Linked DNA regions of Homo sapiens: all the other regions are linked to region 2. A link is a contact called in ENCODE Hi-C or POLR2A ChIA-PET data. All regions are on one chromosome and are shown on one strand. Each heading gives the region's core, a stretch centred on a gene start or an enhancer-like site at or near the end of the contact. The rest is flanking DNA. Distances are from core to core; before and after follow the strand shown.

Region 1 (2,988 bases), core at 353-2,852, 3.5 Mb after region 2:
GAGTTTCCCTCCCTGCAGCGTACCCTGGCCGTCAGGAGGCCCAGGTCCCGGTCCTGGCACTGTGTGGCCCTGGCCAAGGCCATCTACCTCTCTGAGCCTCCATGGTCCGCTCTGATCAGGGAGGCCACTGGCCCTGCCTGGCCTGCCTCAGTGACCCAGCCCTGGGGGTGCACCTGCTCTTTTTTTTTTGGAGTGTAGTGGCACCATCTCGGCTCACTGCAACCTCTGCCTCCCAGGTTCAAGCGATTCTCCTTTGTCAGCCTCCTGAGTAGCTGGGACTACAGGCGCCCACCACCACGCCTGGCTAATTTTTGTATTTTTGGTAGAGATGGGGTTTCACCATATTGACCAAGCTGGTCTCGAAGTACTGACTTTGTGATCTACCCACCTCGGCCTCCCCAACTGCTGGGATTACAGCCGTGAGCCACTGTGCCCGGCCTGGGGTGCACCTGGGCAGCTGGTTCCTGCTCCTGAGGCCCTTTCAGCAGGCAGAGGGCTTGGCTCAGGCCGGCAGCCATCTGCAGCTTCCTCCCTGTCACCCCCAGGCACAAGCTGGCTGACCAGCGGACCAGGAAATCTCTGGGCCGAGGGGAATTCCGCCTTCTGCACTATGCGGGGGAGGTGACCTACAGCGTGACCGGTGAGGATCCTGGGGCTGTGTCCCCACAGGGGCCTGCGGGGAGGCTCTGTCTCACCTCACGTCGGTTCTCCCCTCCCAGGGTTTCTGGACAAAAACAATGACCTTCTCTTCCGGAACCTTAAGGAGGTGAGGAGGACGTGGGGAGGCCGGGGTGGGGGTGGGGATAGCCCACAGCTCTGCACCTGTGTCCAGGAGCCTGTCCTGCCTGTCCCTGTGCCCCACCCTGACCCCGGCTCTGCCCACACAGACCATGTGTAGCTCAAAGAATCCCATTATGAGCCAGTGCTTTGACCGGAGCGAGCTCAGTGACAAGAAGCGGCCAGAGACGGTGAGGAGGTGGCGGGACCGGGCGCAGGGGTGCATGCGCCTGAGTGTGCATGAGGGCCTGTGTGAGCCTGGGAGCTGGCAGCGTGCGTGTGAACGCGTGTGAGCCCGTGCACATCTGCAGGTGTCTGTAGGGGGCTGCCTTAGGTGCCTCTTTGCCTACTTTTTTTTTTTTTTTTTTTTTTTGAGACAGGGTCTCGCTCTGTTGCCCAGGCTGGAGTGCAGTGGCGCAATCTGGGCTCACTGCAACCTCCACCTCCCTGGTTCAAGCGATTCTCCTGCCTCAGTCTCCTGAGTAGCTGGGATTACAGGCGCCTGCCACCATGCCCGGCTAATTTTTTGTATTTTAAGTAGAGATGGGGTTTCACCATGTTGGCCTGGCTGGTCTCAAACTCCTGACCTCGGGTGATCCACCTGCCTCGGCCTCCCAAAGTGTTAGGATTACCGGTGTGAGCCACCACGCCTGTCCCTGTTTGCCTACTTGTGTGTGTGTGCTGTGTCTATAGTGGAGTCGTGTGTCTTCAGTGTGGGCTGTGTCTGTAGGGGAATCCTTGTGTACGTCTGTCTCTGTGGGTGCCCATATGTTGACAGCTGCCTCTGTGCGGTTGCTGTCATGTGTCTACCCACTCAGCAGACATTTATAGCAGACACTGCCAGGCACTGAGGTACCACAATGAGTGGGTGTGCCTGCAGCAACATGTGCACAGGGTGCTTTGCAAACTTAGAAGAGGGAACAGCAAACGGCCTGACGGGGCGGAAGGGGTGAGGGGTTGGGGAGGCTCCCTGGAGGAGGAAGCATTGGAGATGACTTGGGAATGTCAGATGAACCTATAGTGAGGGCCCAGTCCAGACACAGAGAGTCTAAAAAGGCCATGAGGTGAGCAGGAAAGCGATGGCATCAAGGAGAAGGACCGGGGGAAAGGCAGGCATGGCCAGGGTGCCAGATGCAGGGAGGGCTCCAGCGAGCTGAAGGCGGAGGTACGGCTGTTGGGCTTGGCAAAAAGAGGGTCAGGGGAGCCCCAGAAGAGTGAGGTCAGTGAGTCCATAGGGAGGTGGAAGCCAGACTGCCTGGCAGGGAGGGCATGCAGGCGACATGCTGCCCAGGGTGTGGCTCACTGTGCCCCTGCCCGCTGCTGCCGTCCACCCCACCCTCTCCCGAAGCACCACATCCTCCCGGCCCTAGCGTCTCCCTGCTGAGGATGCCTACACACCCTCCCGCCCAGGCCTCTCCAGCAAGCCACAGACTCGTGTATCTCATCCTCTTCCCCTAGGTGGCCCCAGGGCACCCTAGATCCCACTGGTCTATAACAAACGGGCCCTTGGTCTGCCCCTCCAGGCTTTCTCCTTCTTTGACCCAGTCCCCCAGGCCAGAAACCTGGGTGTCATCCCCTTTTTTGTTTTTGTTTTTGTTTTTGAGACGGAGTCTCGCTCTGTCACCCAGGCTGGAGTGCAGTGGCGCGATCTCGGCTCACTGCAACCTCTGCCTCCTGGGCTCACGCCATTCTCCCACTTCACACTCACGAGTAGCTGGGATTACAGGTACCCGCCATCGTGCCCGGCTAATTTTTTTATTTTTGTAGAGATGGGGTTTCACCATGTTGGCCAGGCTAGTCTTAAACTCCTGACCTCAGGTGATCCGCCCGCCTCGGCCTCCCAAAGTGCTGGGATGACAGGCGTGAGCCACCGCGCCCGGCTCCGGCCCCCTCGTTCTTTTCTCTCCTTGTCTCCCTTGTCCAGCCACTGGATCTTGCCGGAGTACTTAGCAGCTCCCCCTCAGTCCTTCCCTGTAGCCACTTCACCCGCCCCTCCTCCTTATCCTTTAAAGCTCAGCAGAGCGTCATTTCCAGAAGACGTCACCTGGTGCCCCCTAACCCTCAGACTGGATGAATTGTCCCTTTGTGGGGCTCTCAGAACCCACAGGCATACACCTGCTACTCTCGGAACACCGGGATTGTGAGTCTTTGCCAAGGAGCGTGCTCCTCCGCCAGGCCTGAGATCCTTCCAGGTCCCGCAGAGCAGCATAC
Region 2 (3,203 bases), core at 198-2,697:
CGCTCCTCCCGGGATTTTTCCACCCTGGGGTAGGGGTGCGGTGGGCCAGGGGTCAGGAGATGGCGGGCGGGGAGCGCCGCCACGTGCCCGGGTGCGGCCCCGCCCGAGCCCGCCAGTGACTCAGCCGCGCGGCTGTCGAGGAACACGGACTCGAGGGGCGTCGGGGACTGTGGGATTCGGCGTGGACGCCAGGGATGCGCGCCGCGCTCGGGAGGAGAGAGAAAACCAACCCCCTTTCCGCCCGGGCCGCGCTCGGTGACCCCTTGCCCCTAGCCCAGGCTCCGGAAGCCGCCCAGCCCTCGGCGGCGGGTCGGAGGAGGCGGTTTCACCGCGGCCGCCGCACGGCCGTCCCGCCCGTCCCGCCCTCCCCAGGTGGCTGTGAGCGCACATCTGACTGCGAAGAAACCCAAAGGGCCCGAAGTGGGACTTTCCCCTTCTTGAAAAAGTTGCCACTCTTGCAACTTGAGTATTCTTCCGCCTCGAAAAATAGCCCCGCCTGTTAAGCCCCGCGGGTGTCCGCGCTCTGTGACCTCTGCAGACACAGGCCAAGGGGCACGGCCGGTGATCCAGACATTGCCTGCCTGGGGCGGGCGGGGCTGGGATGTGGGGTGAGGCCCTGGGCTAGAGCCGATCCAGAGAAGGGACAATCCTCTAGACTGAGAATGGGCCCTGGTGAACCCAACCTGCACGACCCGAGAAGACGCTGGGGACAGAAGTGGCCCCGGTGGGTGCCTTCAGCTATGAGAGCGACTAGAGGATTTGGCCAAACTCTTCTTTGCTTTCTTATTACTTGAATAAGTAAAATCAAGGGTGGTGAGGCGGCAGCGCGCACGGCTTCGCCCCCGCCCCTTCCGCCAGGCGGGAGACACGTCCCCAGCCCGCCTTCCTTTCCCGCAGGGTCCACACGGGTCGGGCCGGGCGCGCTCCCGTGCAGCCGGCTCCGGCCCCGACCGCCCCATGCACTCCCGGCCCCGGCGCAGGCGCAGGCGCGGGCACACGCGCCGCCGCCCGCCGGTCCTTCCCTTCGGCGGAGGTGGGGGAAGGAGGAGTCATCCCGTTTAACCCTGGGCTCCCCGAACTCTCCTTAATTTGCTAAATTTGCAGCTTGCTAATTCCTCCTGCTTTCTCCTTCCTTCCTTCTTCTGGCTCACTCCCTGCCCCGATACCAAAGTCTGGTTTATATTCAGTGCAAATTGGAGCAAACCCTACCCTTCACCTCTCTCCCGCCACCCCCCATCCTTCTGCATTGCTTTCCATCGAACTCTGCAAATTTTGCAATAGGGGGAGGGATTTTTAAAATTGCATTTGCAAAGTTCGGTGTCTGGGCTGGCGAGTGGGGGAGGGAGGGAATGGGGAGTAGGCCCCGCCCCTACCGTCCTTTGCAAATAAAAATCTAGCGGGGCGGGGGGGGGGAGGAGCAGGAAGTGGCGGTGCGAGGGCTGCTGCACAGCGAGCGGAGCCGCGGTCCGGACGGCAGCGCGTGCCCCGAGCTCTCCGCCTCCCCCCGCCCGCCAGCCGAGGCAGCTCGAGCCCAGTCCGCGGCCCCAGCAGCAGCGCCGAGAGCAGCCCCAGTAGCAGCGCCATGGCCGGGTGGAACGCCTACATCGACAACCTCATGGCGGACGGGACCTGTCAGGACGCGGCCATCGTGGGCTACAAGGACTCGCCCTCCGTCTGGGCCGCCGTCCCCGGGAAAACGTTCGTCAACATCACGGTACTGCGAGGCCTGCGCGGTCCGGGGCACTGCTCCGGTTTGGACCCTGAGGGAGGGACTTGGGTGGGGGCGGGCGCGGTCTAGGGCGCGCAGCGAGAGGCCCTGACTGGGTGCTTGCCCTGGAAGCGGCGCGAATGGCGGCTGCACGTGAGTGGGTCCCTCAGTTGCCCGTAGGTCCTATGCCCCAGGCGGCGGCGCCCATCCCGCCCGCTACCCCGCTTTCCGCGACGGGGCGTTACATCCGGGGCACAGGGCGGGGAGGGGCGCGGCGCCCGGTGCGGCGGCCCACTTCCGCCTCTCCCAGGGCGGGGCGGGGACGCGCCTCAGTTTTTACTGGGGATTGGGATTGAGAGGGGACCCGGGGATCCTTGGACCCCCAGCTCCCCGTCCGGCTGCCAGCCCGCGTCCCTCTACCATTGTTTCTCCTGGTGCGGAAGGGAGCCCCAGGCGCGTGGTCTTGGTCCCTTGCCCACCCTCTGTGGGCTTCTGGCCCCTCCTAACTCCGTTAGAGAGGGCGAGGCCACCACACGCCCCCCCAGCTCAGCACGTTGGATTCAACATTCCTGCGAGGCCAATCCCGGAAGTCCCCTCGCCCTCCCTTCCCGCCATCCGGCGGGGCCTGGAGCAGGGGAACTTTGTGAGAAGTTCTGAGACAGCATAAGCGAAAGTATATTGGTTTACTACCGCTGCTCCCACCACCATCTCCCTGTCCACACTGCCCGGAAGTGGGGAGGGGGAGCGGAAGTTCAAAAGGGGGGGGAAGGGGGTTTCCGGGCGGGAGGGGACCGGATGTGGGGGCTTGGGGTGAAAGGGGGAGGGGGGAAAGGTTCCCGGGGTACCTAGACCCGAGAGCTGGCCTGCCGGGTCTGGCCCCTGTCCACCTTCAAAAGTTTTCCAACTTTCCCGGAAAGCCCCCAGGGGTCTGCTTCCTCATCTCAGAGCAGAGATACCTGGAGCTAAACTCTAGGTTACTTGGAGACCCAGGCGTCCGGGCCCTAACAGCTCCTGCAGAACCTTTGACCAAATAAGGGCAAAGTTGCTTCTCTTGCCTCGCCCGCCCCCCTCCCTTCCCCTCTCCGCTTCTGCTTTTCCTGAAGGAGAGTTCTGAGCATCCAAAGGCTCCTCACTTACCTCACTGACTCCCTTTATTTCCTGGGTTTACTTTCCCCATTAACACTGACATCTAAATCTCTAGAGGAGTATGTCATCCCTTCCTCCCTGGTTCCATATTCTAAGTTTCAGAATCATGATCTTTTTCTGCACTAACGTCCCACAGTCCTCAGAGTTTCTCACAGTTCATTGATGTGTACTGAGTATATAATTTATACTTAGCCCCCACGGCGGGGTGGTTCTCAGAAGTGGAAGACAGGTGGGTCTTTGGAGAACACGGTGGGAATCTTGGTGCACTGACTAACTTGATGGGCGCTTGGTTCCTCTTCCAGCCAGCTGAGGTGGGTGTCCTGGTTGGCAAAGACCGGTCAAGTTTTTA
Region 3 (3,223 bases), core at 478-2,977, 3.4 Mb before region 2:
AGCAGAGGAATTCTTGCTGAATTTTTCAGTGATGAATAAAATCTAGGGCTACTTCCTTCACAGCATATTTAAGAACACAACTATTTTTAAATCATGAAAACGCATGTTCGTTGCTGACCATCCTCTGGGCAGTCCTGACTATGAGGTTCCCACAAATTGGGGCCATATACAGTTCCCAGAAGAGGCCGGGGAGCCAGCCTGCACGGGTTCTGCTGTGACTTATGGGTCCTGTATAACCTTGCACCAAGTTCCTCTCATTTCTCTGTGGCTGAGTTGCCCAATCTGTAAAATGGGGACAATAATACCAGCAACAACAGAGCCATTTTGTGGATTAAAAGAATTCATGATGTAAAGTGTAGAGAAGAGCGTCCCCACACTCAGAAGGCTCACTACGTCTTCGGTATTCTTGTGAAACGCCTGTCCTCTGTCACTGTGACACCCGTGTCATTCATTCAGCAGAAGCCGTTCAGCGCCGGTGCCTGCTGCACTGCCGCTGCCTCAGAAACCATTTGCAGGGGCCGGGCGCGGTGGCTCACGCCTGTAATCCCAGCACTTTGGGAGGCTGAGGCGGGCGGATTGCCTGAGGTCGGGAGTTCGAGACCAGCCTGGCCAACATGGTGAACCCTCGTCTCTACTAAAACTACAAAAATTAGCCGGGCGTGGTGGCGGGCGCCTGTAATCCCAGCTACTCAGGAGGCTGAGGCAGGAGAACCCGGGAGGCGGAGGTTGCAGTGAGTGGAGATCGTGCCAGTGCGCTCCAGCCTGAGCAACAAGAGCGAAACTGTCTCAAAAAGAAGAAAAAGACACACACACACACACACACACACACACACACACACACACACACACACACACACACACACACACACGAAGAAGAAGAAAAGAAACCATTTGCAGGGAGCGCACGGCTTCCGTCTGGTCCTGAACTGGACGCAAACAGGCCGAGCATTTAGAAACCCGCGCAGCTCCCCGCACCGAGAGGCTTCCTCTCGCCTGGCTCCTTCGAAGCGTGGTCTGGACCAGCACCTCCCACAGCACTGGGGGCGCCTTGGAAACGCGGCCTTGGACCTATTTCCGCGGGGGCAGGCGGCGATCGGTGGCCCTGGTCCTCGCAAGGCCCCTCACCACCCAGAACTGAATCTCTGGCGGGCCCTGCTGTGCGGTCAGCAGACGCCCAGGTGCAGGGGCGGTGGCCGGCGTCGCGGTGGAGCTCGTTAAAGTACCGGCACGCTGGCCGCGCCCACGCCACGGGCGGGAGGGGACGGTGAGTGCAGGGACCCAGGCGACCGGCCGGCCGGCGTCCCCGCGCCTCCTGGCGGCCAGAAGCAGGGCCTGCGCTTCCCCGGCTAAGGGGTGCCGGCCCCCGCCCCGGCACCTGGGAGTGAAGGTACCAGCGGGTCTCCTGGGCGGTCTCCTGGGGCCGCTCGTTCCTTCATCACCCCCAGGGGCAGTTGGACCCTGAGCAGCCTTAGCCAATAGCCCCGGGACTACCCTTCCCAGAGGATTCAGCGGCAGCACCCGGGTCTCGGAAGGGAGACACTAGGACCTGGAGGAGGGGAGTTTTGCAATCCCTCGCAGTTCCCCTCCTAGCCACTAGGTGACACTAGCCATAAATTTATTTCCCAGTTTACTCCCCTCGCTCAAACTCCGCGCCCCTCTCGCTCCGAGAGACATAGGTCTCGCGAGATCTTTGGTAAACTTACAGAACCGGAAGCAGCGTGTAGTTCTCTTCCCTTTTGCGGCCATCACCGAAGCGGGAGCGGGTAAGGATTCGGCGGGCAAGCGGGTGTAATCAGCAGCCATCCGTTCTTGGGCATGGTGGCTTCCGACCGCGGGGACCCCGAGAGTCTCTTGTCGGCCGAGTAGCAGCCAGGAAGGAGAGACTGGGATGGTTTTTTATCTGTTGCTTTCTTAAATCAAGGGCCGCCGGGCCGGAGATGGATGGAGGGACCGGGGATTTGGGAACTCGAAAACGAGCTGAGGGAAGGGAGCCTGTGGAAATAGACTGGAGTCTGGGTAGTGTCGTTTCCTAGAGAATGGTCTCGAAGTAACTTCTCGGTAAAGTCTTCACGGAATTTCCAGACCACACTTGCCCACTGGGAGGCTTTTAGGACCCGAGACGTGTGCAGGCTTTTCCAGGTTCGGGTTGGTGGGCCTTATTCATTTTGGCGGGGCTATACGTATTCACTCTTAAGCCTGTAGAAGATGAACGTTGATTGTACCTTCTAAAACGTGAGGTTATAGTTAAGAGAATTGCGTTGTCGGTCTGCTCAGCAGAGATGTAAGTCCAGTCTTGATTTCCTCAGGCACTACTTGAGGAGTTGGGAGAGTGTAACTAAAAGGTCTTATAACTAGGACAAGTGTTTTTGATGCAAAAGTCTTTAGTCCGTAAACATATACAGAAAACACCCGAATAAAACAAAAAATAAAAAGTTTCGAGCTTCGGTTGATAGGCCCTTCCGATCAAACAGTTTTTGTTGAAGTTGCACAACATGACACTGCCTATGATCATTCTAGACTATCAAGATAAAATCATTGCGGTTATTTGTTTGGAAGCTGGATGAGATTTTGGTCATTTAAGAGTCTTTTTAACTTTTTATTTAGCCAAAATGAAGTTTAATCCCTTTGTGACTTCCGACCGAAGCAAGAATCGCAAAAGGCATTTCAATGCACCTTCCCACATTCGAAGGAAGATTATGTCTTCCCCTCTTTCCAAAGAGCTGAGACAGAAGTACAACGTGCGATCCATGCCCATCCGAAAGGATGATGAAGTTCAGGTGTGTATCCCTACTTGTTCTCGTTGTCTTGATGGATATTTTACGCACTTAGCTTAGAAGAGAGATTGCATTCCTGAGAAAGATGCTTCTGAGACTCTTGCTCCCAAAGAGTGGCAAGATGAGTTGAGCCAGGGACCAAAAAACAGTAAGTAAGCTGCTTTTCAGTTTTTAATTGTATTATTTGGTGAAAATCTTTTTTTTTTTTTTTTTTGAGATGAAGTCTCGCTCTTGTCCCCCCCAGGCTGGAGTGCAGTGGTGCCATCTCAGCTCACTGCAACCTTCGCCTCCCGGGTTCAGGCGATTCTCCTGCCTCAGCCTCCCGAGTAGCTGGGATTACAAGCGCCCGCCACCACGGCTCGGCTAATTTTTGTGTTTTTAGTAGAGGCGGGGTTTCACCATGTTGGGCAGGGTGGTCTCGAACTCATGGCGTCAGGTGATCAGCCCGC
Region 4 (2,994 bases), core at 29-2,528, 3.2 Mb before region 2:
CATCTACTACCCACGTTTCCAGGGAGCCCTGCGAGGAACTACTCATCACGGTCCTGGATGGAGGGGGCTGTGTAACTGCAGCTCTCCTGAGCCCAGACTAACATTTTATTGCCTGCAAATCGTGCCCCTGTTCTCTTTCTAGGACTACTCATCTCTTTTAGAGAATCAGAATTCCCAGCCCCCTTTCTCCTGTTGACACTCTTTTCCCACCTCCCCAACCTATCCTTGTTTAAAAAAAAAAAAATCATGTTTATCGATCACTTGCCATGTGTCAGGTCCTGTCCTGGGCTCTGGAGACTACAGTGAATGAGACAGATGACGTTCCGTCTGGGCCCCTGGAGTTTGGCTTTCTCTTTTCCAAGCAGTGGAAATATGAAGCCCTTGCCACCCCACATTTCTCTGTCTAGGGCCCCAGCTGGCCTCTTCTCTGGGCCATCCCCTTGGTCCCTCTGTAGTCCTGGCTTCCTGGCCCCCACTTTTGGGGCAGCTTTAACTGTGGGTGGCTGCGTCCTCTGGAGGAAAGTACTAGACACCACGTAGGCTGCCCGGAGACCTTGTCTCTGAGTGGCCATAGAAGCACCTGCCATTGTTTCCCTTCACAGCCACTATTGGCTCTGGTTGCCCCTTCCATTGTCCGCATCCTTCCTCCACCCACTCACCCACCGGTCACACGTGGACCCTTAACTGTCCTCTCCCAGGATTTGAAGTGTCAGAGGAAGTGCTTCGGTTAAAGGGCTTCATTATGTAGAACGAAGGTTGGGAGGGAACAAGGTTGGGAAAGGAACCCAGGAGAGGCCCAGGCAGGTTTCTGTCTCTCCCCTCCTCTCAAGGACCACCCATCTCATCCAGCGTGGCCTAACTTGCAGCGCCATTCCTTTTCCTCACCCTTGGAAAGGCGAAGATGCCAAGATGTTGTGTTCTGCAAGGCTAGTGCGTTCAGGAAGTAGACAAGTCTTGAGCACCTACCCCGGGCCGGGCTTTTTCCCTAAAGAGGCGCAGCGTATCTCCCTCTCTCCTCCCTTCCATTATTCAATGTGCAAGCGTCCTGCGCCCATTGGCTGGGCGGTGTCTGGGGCTCTTCAGCCCAGCACCAGCACCCAGGTCCACGTGCGCCCGTGTGTGTGACACAGCCCTGACCTTAGTGGAGACCACTAGCCAATCAGGCGCCGGGAAGAGATCCCCAGCCAATCGGGGGCGGGGCCTGCGGCTCCGTCGGCAAGAGGCCAATGAGGGGGCAGTGCCCGGCATTATGCAACCCGCCTCCCCGCCCGCCCGGTGGAGCTTCCACTCGGCTGCGGGCTGGAGCGGCGGCGGGCAGGCGTGCGGAGGACACTCCTGCGACCAGGTAGGCATCTCTGCGGCCATCCTGGGGCCGATCTCCGTCCCTGAGCCGGACCGCTGCCACTTCCAATCTGATGGGCTACTTTCGGCCCAGGCAGAGGGCACACTGTCGTCCTTACCGCTACCCACCCTCTCCCTGCCCCCAAGGACCGAAGTCCTCCTCGAAATCTTGCACCGGGAGTCTGCACTCCTGACCCACTCATCTTACCTCCAGCTTGTCCCCACCTCCCCGTCCCAGCTTTCCCGGCCCCACAGCCGACTCTCAGCGGGCATGCCCCGGTCTTCTTGCTCGTTACTCGAGGGGCCCCAGGTTTGCCCCGGTACCAGGACCCTATTAGGCTTTCAGCGCTCCCCGTGTCTCTGTTCTCCAGTCCCTGGCCCTGCGCCGCCTGTGATGTCAGCCCACTTCGGACTAGAACATCCCGTTCCCAGCGCTGGTTCCTGCTGTTGGCCACAACCTTCCCTTTTCCCCTGGCGCTCAGAAAATGCTCAGTAGTAGGGGTGTGGTTGGACGGGGAGTAGGGGAAGAAAGATCTGTTGGCTGTTGTGTGTCTTCTGCCCAAGGCTTGGGGTTGGTGGGGGGGTCTGGCCAGAAAAGTAGGGGACTGAAGAGAGAGGATCCTCGGGTCCTTGACGATGGCAGGTTGCCGGCTTCGGTCCTTGTGGTGGGGAAGCAGCGCAGGGGCTAAAGAAGGAAAGGTTGTGTTGTCTTGACCAGAATGACTGGGATCCAGGCGAGAGTCAGGTTGAGGGGCTTTTGCGCCGAGGGCAGTGGCCGTTGTGCTTCGTCCTGGGGAAGCCAGGACCAACCCTGGGATCCTAATAGGCCGTCCCACTTCTTACGGCCACCGAGCCATCCTGGGACTGGGGATATGTAAGGGATGCGTGACCCCCCCGGCCGCGCCCACCAGTGTGAGAGTGGGCCGTTCCCCCACTTCCGCCGGGAAATGGGGGAGGGGTCGCTCCTCCCGCCCTCCTGTGGTCCCTCCAGCAACCGCTGAGCTCAGCAGCTGACGTCGGTTTCCCTGGCGACCGTGGCGGCGGCGGAAGCGCGTGGTGGGGCCGCGCACGTCGGCGCGCATGTGCAGCGGGGGTGGCACCGCCCCCGGATAAAATTAGCCTGGAGGCCTAAATATAGGAGGCGACCAGCTCACCTCCTGCTCCGAGGCCTTGGAGGCCCAGGCAGAGTGGACACCTAATGGGAACTTGGGAATGGGAAGTGTCCAGGTTTTTGTCTACAGCCGTGGTTCTCATTGACTGCTCAGGCCATGGTGGCAGGGGATGTGAAGGAAGGCCCCGGAGAACCTTCTCCCGCTGGCAGTCCCCCTAAGGGTACAGGAGACATCCTGACTCCCCATTGGAAGCCCCAGGCCTGGGTTCCACTCCCATCAGTCCTGCAGGAGGCCAGGCAGGGGGAAGGTCTGAGTGAAGCCAGCAGGTGCTCTGGAGTTAAACCAGCTTTCTGCAAGCCCTGCTTCCTGGTCTCCCTCTCCAGGTACTGGCTGTGATCGAACTTCTCAACCCTCAGAGACTTAGATCTTCCACCTCACTCCCTCAGCCAAGCCTCCAGGCCCCCTCGTGCATCCGTGGTGGCCTCTCTGCCTTCTCTGTTCTGTTCTCCCCATGGCCCAGACATGAGTGGCCCCCTAGAAG

The links. Hi-C counts contacts between places; a loop is a spot of excess contacts on that map. ChIA-PET counts read pairs that join two places held with the same protein, here RNA polymerase II (POLR2A). Pooled maps may share reads with other maps.
Region 1: a pooled map shows a loop between it and region 2 (2.7-fold over the local background). The contact joins the enhancer-like site here to the promoter of PFN1 in region 2. A Hi-C loop is called at or near these places in 1 of 37 single-sample maps with no recorded cell type and 2 of 50 pooled maps. POLR2A ChIA-PET finds 5 or more read pairs at or near these places in 1 of 52 experiments (activated T-cell).
Region 3: a pooled map shows a loop between it and region 2 (12-fold over the local background). The contact joins the promoter of RPL26 here to the promoter of PFN1 in region 2. A Hi-C loop is called at or near these places in 5 of 50 pooled maps. POLR2A ChIA-PET finds 5 or more read pairs at or near these places in 2 of 52 experiments (GM12878 and activated B cell).
Region 4: a pooled map shows a loop between it and region 2 (7-fold over the local background). The contact joins the promoter of PER1 here to the promoter of PFN1 in region 2. A Hi-C loop is called at or near these places in 2 of 37 single-sample maps with no recorded cell type and 9 of 50 pooled maps.

The regions. Positions count from the first base shown.
Region 1 is chr17:1,472,590-1,475,577 of GRCh38, reverse strand. It overlaps MYO1C (myosin IC), which reads left to right. Exons shown (of 32, transcript NM_001080779.2): 15 at 546-640; 16 at 720-766; 17 at 888-968. Among named protein-coding and RNA genes, the nearest start is that of CRK, 18 kb to the right of the region's middle. RefSeq lists enhancers at 397-466, 617-746 and a silencer at 1,557-1,646. Within about 2 kb of position 1,602, at least 2 of the 41 ENCODE cell types and tissues checked have a DNase peak (open chromatin) inside an H3K27ac peak, as active enhancers do.
Region 2 is chr17:4,946,774-4,949,976 of GRCh38, reverse strand. It overlaps PFN1 (profilin 1), which reads left to right and starts at 1,447. Exons shown (of 3, transcript NM_005022.4): 1 at 1,447-1,714; 2 at 3,157-3,203. The coding sequence starts at 1,583. It also overlaps a transcript of ENO3 not described here. RefSeq lists silencers at 1-397, 858-1,107, 1,238-1,577, 1,848-1,917, 1,948-2,177 and an enhancer at 488-657.
Region 3 is chr17:8,381,697-8,384,919 of GRCh38, reverse strand. It overlaps RPL26 (ribosomal protein L26), which reads left to right and starts at 1,727. Exons shown (of 4, transcript NM_000987.5): 1 at 1,727-1,763; 2 at 2,605-2,777. The coding sequence starts at 2,610. RefSeq lists a silencer at 1,133-1,402 and enhancers at 834-1,551, 1,803-1,972, 1,552-2,269.
Region 4 is chr17:8,150,688-8,153,681 of GRCh38, reverse strand. PER1 (period circadian regulator 1) reads left to right here and starts at 1,278. Exons shown (of 23, transcript NM_002616.3): 1 at 1,278-1,345; 2 at 2,837-2,994. The coding sequence starts at 2,976. RefSeq lists enhancers at 1,037-1,331, 2,545-2,654 and a silencer at 2,285-2,384.